Linked DNA regions of Homo sapiens: region 2 is linked to region 1. A link is an interaction called in ENCODE POLR2A ChIA-PET data of the cell type or tissue named here. Cell type or tissue: Panc1. All regions are shown on one strand. Links, peaks and the distances in the headings refer to the core of each region. The heading gives the core; the rest is flanking DNA.

Region 1 (2,918 bases), core at 157-2,656:
AACACATGGGAATGATGGGAGCTACAATTCAAGACAAGATTTGGGTGGAGACACAGCCCAACCATATCACCTAGCCTACTTTAAACAAGCTCAGAACACTTATATTAACCTACAGTTGGGCAAAATCATCTAACACAAAGCCTATTTTATAATAAAGTGTTGAATATCTCATGTTTATTGAATGCTGTACTAACAGCAAAAAGCAGAATGGCTGTATGGGTACTTGAAGTACAGTTTCTACTGAATGCATGTTACTTTTGCACCATCATAAAGTTGAAAAATTATAAGTTGAGCCATTGTAAATTGAGGATCATCTGTATGCAACCCTGTGAACTTTAGTAATGAGGGTATTTCCCTCTTTGCCCCTTCTTCTGAGCCACTGACAATAATGATATACAACTTTGTGGGTATGCATTTTGGGTAGTGATTTTATTTTATTTTATTTTATTTTTGAGATGGAGTCTCACTCTGTGGCCAGGCTGGAGTGCAGTGGCGCGATCTCGGCTCCCTGCAACCTCTGACTCCTGGGTTCAACCAATTCTCCTGTCTCAGCCTCCCAAGTAGCTGGGACTACAGGTGCGTGCCACCATGCCCAGCTAATTTTTGTATTTTTAGTAGAGACAGGTTTTCACCATGTTGGCCAGGATGGTCTCGATCTCTTGACCTTGTGATCTGCCCACCTAGGCCTGCCAGAGTGCTGGGATTACAGGAGCGAGCCACCATGCCTGGCCTGTTATCTTTTATTTTAACATTTTTCCTAGCTTTATTTTTACTTTATCCCCATTTCTTTGATTTGCATTTTTATTTTGTTGTATTGAGGTATGTATATAAGCGCCATTCTACTTCTTTGTTGAAATGTAGTGGGACATCATGATAAAATAAACACATACCTACGTGCATATTCCAACTAGCATATATTAAATACATAGTTACATACAAGGTAGCTGCTAGGGTCTTAAGGAAATAGAGATGAACAAGTTATGGTCCTTGTCCTTGAAGGATTTACAGTTTTGCCAATGAAACAGATGTTAAGTACATTGCCACAATCCACAGGCCCAAATAACAACTACTACGTTGTGGGTTAAGTAGTAAGAGAGGTATGTTTAAAGTGCTCTGGATAAGCCAGAGAGAATGCATAGAAAGACCACATAGAGACAGGAGGAGATGCCTGAGGACCCCCAGCTATTTTAGCTCCCCACTGTTTAGGTCTCTTCAGCATCAATCTCTGGACAGCTTCTGGACAGGTGAGTGAGCAATTGTCTTAGTCTGTGTTCTGCTACTATAACAGAATATCATAGACTGGGTAATTTCTAGAGAAAAGAAATTTATAAAGAAAAGAAATTGGCCGGGCGCGGTAGTTCACACCTGTAATCCCAGTACTTTGGGAGGCCGAGGTGGGCGGATCATGAGGTCAGGAGATCGAGACCATCCTGGCTAACACCGTGAAACCCCATCTCTACTAAAAAAAATACAAAAAGTTAGCCAGGCGTGGTGGTGGGTGCCTGTAATCCCAGGTACGCAGGAGGCTGAGGCAGGAGAATGGCGTGAACCCAGGAGGCGAAGCTTGCAGTGAGTGGAGATGCGCCACTGCACTCCAGCCTGGGAGACAGAGATTCTGTCTCAAAAAAAAAAAAAAGAAAGAAAAGAAATTTATTTCTTACAGTTCTAGAGGCTGGGAAGTCCAATATCAGGGTGCCAGTGTCTGGCAAGGGCCTTCCTGCTGCATCATAACATGGTGGAGGGCATCACATGATGAAAGGGCAAGAATATGTGTGTCAGCTCAGGCCTCTCCTCCTCTGCTCATAAAGCCACCAGTCCCATCATGGGGGCTGCACCCTGATGACTTTATCTAATCCTAATTACCTCCTAAAGGCCCCACATCCAAATACCATCAACATATGAACTTGGAGATCTAAGTTTCCAGTACATGAAATTTGGGGGACACATTCAAACCATGCAGTAATCCTTCAGGTGATTCCAGCCCCAGCCTGAAGTGGAGCCAGAGGGCATCCCCCAAGCTCTGCACAAATTACAGACTTGTGAATAAAGTACATGTTGTTTTAAGCTAAAAACTGAAAAGATTTTAAAAAGTGCTATGAGGACCCAGTGAAGGAGCAAATAAGTCTGCAGGGCAGAGAGACAGGAAGAAGAGTGGGAAAAGCTCCAGAGATTGTTAGGCTGTGGCCACATGTGAGGTTCAGGGCATTCGCTCACTTGAAAAGATATGCCAAATTGTGTGTACGTGTCTGTGCATTCTTTTTTTTGAGAAAAGGGCCTGTTACTCTCAGCAGATTCTCAGAGATGTTCATAATCCACAAAGGGTCGCATCTATTGCCTTGAAAGGATCAGAGACAATTGCCAGGACGACAAAGAATGGAAAAAGAGCTGCAAAGCTATCAAGGCATTGGAGTCTGGTTTGGCAAAAACATAGGTTAGGCCTGACTGGAGATTCACATTTACTCACTTAATCATTCTTTCGTTCAACAAATAATTTACTGAACACCTAGTGCAGATCAGGCATTGTGCTGGGCATCTGAAACACAATGGGGAACATGATCGTTTGTCCTTTTCAAGAACTCGCAGGCTCCAGACACTTCCCCAGAAGGTTTTCCTAATCCCCAAATCCCTTCCCACTGTTCTATAAAATGAGTCTGTCATTCCTCCTCTAAGTGTTTTGGGTTCCATTTTCTTCTCTCCTGGCAACCGAAACCCTTAGAGGGTTTACATATATATATATATTTTTTTATTTTTATTTTTTAGACAGAGTCTCACTCTGTCACCCAGGCTGGAGTGCAGTGACACAATCTCGGCTCACTGCAAACTCCACCTCTGGGGTTCAAGCAATTCTCCTGCCTCAACCTCCTGAGTAGCTGGGATTACAGGCATGTGCCACCACACCTGGCTGATTTTTGTATTTT
Region 2 (2,918 bases), core at 118-2,617, 68 kb after region 1:
TAGTTAAAATCTCCAGAATCAGCAAATCCACACAGAAGACCTTACATCATCCGGCTCTGCGGGCTTCAGCTTCAGTGGCCGGTGTGGAGCGCTTTTCAATTGTCTCCATTCAGTTCCTCAAGTGGATCTCGTATGCCGAATGAGATCTTTATCATTTGTCACAGGGGTGATGCATGCTGGGCCTGCTACCGTGGAGTCAGTCCTGGCTGCATAAAGACATCAGCAGCTCGACAAGGCTCTCTCAGCCCCTGCCCTGTGCTGCTGTCTGGGCTGAGGATGCCAGAGCTCCCATGTCATTCACCTGTCCTGGAATGGGGCTGCCTCTTTTCTCATTTTAGCTACGCCCCTCCCAGTGTCAAAGTCAGAACCTCAGAGAAGCGATTTGGTCAGACTGGGTTCATCACAATTCAGCAAGTGGTTATTGATAGGTAGTGGACAGATCCGTGGGTCTGGGGGCTGGTCTCAGCTCTGCCACTTGCTGCCAAGTGCCCTCGGGCACATCGTTAGAGCTCTCCAATAGAAATGGAAATGAGAAAACCTCCCAGGATTCTTGAGAGGATGAAATGAACTAGAGAAAGCAGAGACCTAGGCAAGTCCATGACCGGTTCAGAATAGCATGTCCTGTCTCTAGCAAAATCCACACTATTAAGACATTTGACACAGGCCAGGCATGGTGGCTCACACCTGTAATCACAACAATTTGGGAAGCTGAGGTGGGAGGATGGTTTGAAGCAAGGAGTTCAGAACCAGCCTGGGCAATATAGCAAGACCCATTCTCTACCAAAAAAAAAAAAAATACAAAAAATAAAATTAGCTGGGTGTGGTGGCTCAAGCCTGTAATCCCAGCCCTTTGGGAGGCTGAGGTGGGAGGATGGTTTGAAGCAAGGAGTTCAAGACAAGCCTGGGCAACATAGCAAGAACCCATCTCTACAAAAAATTACAAAAAAATAAAATTAGCTGGGCATGGTGGTGAACACCTGTATTCCTGGCTACTTGGGAGGCTGAAACAGGAGGATCACTTGATCCCAGGAGTTTGAGGCTGCAGTGAGCTATGATCATGCTACTGCACTCCAGCTTGGGTGAAAAAGTGAGACCCTCTTTTGAAAAACAAACAAACAAAAAAAGACTTGTGACATAATATAGCAGTATTGATAAAAATACTTATGGACACAACAATTTGAATGTATGAAAAACCACTTGAACTATACACTTAAAATGGTTAAAATGTAAATTTTATGAGGTATTTTATACCTTTTATTTATTAAGAGACAGTCCCTCTATATTGCCCAGGCTAAACTCAAAGTCTTGAGCTCAAGCTATATTTCTGCCTCAGCCTCCTGAGTAGCTGGGACAATAGTTATGTGCCATCTTGCCTGGCATACACCATGATTTTTAAAAAGAACAATCACTTACTGAACAGTTATTACTTATGATTTTTGTTTTTGTTTTTGTTTTTTTTGAGACATGGTCTCACTCTGTCACCTAGGCTGGAGTGCAGTGGTGCGATCTTGGCTCACTGCGACCTCTGCTTCCTGGGTTCAAGCAATCCTCCTGCCTCAGCCTCCTAAACGGCTGGGAGTACAGGCACCCAACACCACATCTGGCTAATTTTTGTATTTTTGGTAAAGATAGGGTTTTGCCATGTTGGCCAGGCTGGTCTTGAATTCCTGACCTCAAGTGATCCACCTACCTTGGCCTCCCAAAATGCTGGAATTACAGGTGTCAGCCACCATGCCTGGCCCAATTATTACTTTTTTTTTTTTTTTTGATGGCGTCTTGCTCTGTCACCCAGGATGGAGTCTGGTGGTGTGATCTCGACTCACTGCAACCTCCACTTCCCAGGTTCAAGTAATTCTCCTGCCTCAGCCTCCCTAGTAGCTGGGACTACAGGCGTGCGCCATCACGCCCGGCAAATTTTTTGTATTTTTAGTAGAGACAGGGTTTCACCATGTTGGCCAGGCTGGTCTTGAACTCCGGAGCTCAGGCAATCCACCGACCTCAGCCTCCCAAAGTGCTGGGATTACAGGCATGAGCCACCGCACCTGGCCCAATTATTACTTTTAAATGGCAAAAACCGCAATTACTTTTGCACCAACCTAATACTCTGTGCTAGGTGTTTCACCTGTATTTAATCCTCCAAGAACTCCATCAGGTGGAAGACATTATGTCCAATTTAAAGATGAGGAAATGATTCCCAAGCAGCCACCCAAACTGGCAAGCAGCAGAGTTGGGGTTCAAACTATGTCCATCCGACTCCTAAATCCACACTTTAACCTTGACATTTTAATGTCTTTTTTGCCAAAAGGTGGTATTGTTGGGTTCCTATTCAGTCCATCAGAGAAGCAGCTCCATTCATACATGCAGTCATCTGACTTCAGTGAGTACCTGATCGGTGCCAGGGACTACGTTAGCTTCGAAGGAGACAAAGATGAATGACACCCTAAGGGTACTCCTATCATAGGCTAAGGCAGCAAACAGGCAGGGGAATAAACACAATAATGAGTCCTTTAGGAGCCGAGAGAGTTGTAAACAGAGAACCAGGAGGAGGGAAGTCTTCACAAAGAAAGGAACATCTGAGTTGAATTTTGTTTTATGTTGTTTTTTGTTTCGAGACAGAGTCTCCCTCTATCATCCAGGTTGAGTGCAGTGGCGTGATCTTGGCTCACTGCAACCTCCCTGGTTCAAGCAATTCTCCTGCTTCAGCCTCCTGAACAGCTGGGACTACAGGTAAGCATCACCACGCCCAGCTAATATTTTTTATTTTTAGTAGAGACGAGGTTTCACCATGTTGGCTAGGCTGGTCTCGAACTCCTGGCCTTAAGTGATCTGCCCACCTCGGCCTCCCAAAGTGCTGGGATTACAAGTGTGAGCCACCACGCTTGGCCTCTGTGCTGAATTTTGCAGTGTGCAGACGACTT

The links. Peaks named below come from ENCODE experiments on the same cell type or tissue, not always from the same donor. Only the 100,000 strongest peaks of a DNase experiment are listed, where the experiment ranks them.
Region 2: POLR2A ChIA-PET joins it to region 1 with 5 read pairs; 11 of 35 experiments call an interaction of 5 or more read pairs at or near these places.

The regions. Positions count from the first base shown.
Region 1 is chr12:116,567,587-116,570,504 of GRCh38, reverse strand. The region is part of intron 1 of MAP1LC3B2 (microtubule associated protein 1 light chain 3 beta 2); the gene reads right to left. Among named protein-coding and RNA genes, the nearest start is that of MAP1LC3B2, 9.7 kb to the right of the region's middle. In Panc1, for the core only: no CTCF peak of the experiment used is centred there; no DNase peak of the experiment used is centred there.
Region 2 is chr12:116,499,622-116,502,539 of GRCh38, reverse strand. No RefSeq gene overlaps it. Among named protein-coding and RNA genes, the nearest start is that of LINC02457, 15 kb to the left of the region's middle. In Panc1, for the core only: no CTCF peak of the experiment used is centred there; no DNase peak of the experiment used is centred there; H3K27ac peaks cover 2,090 bases.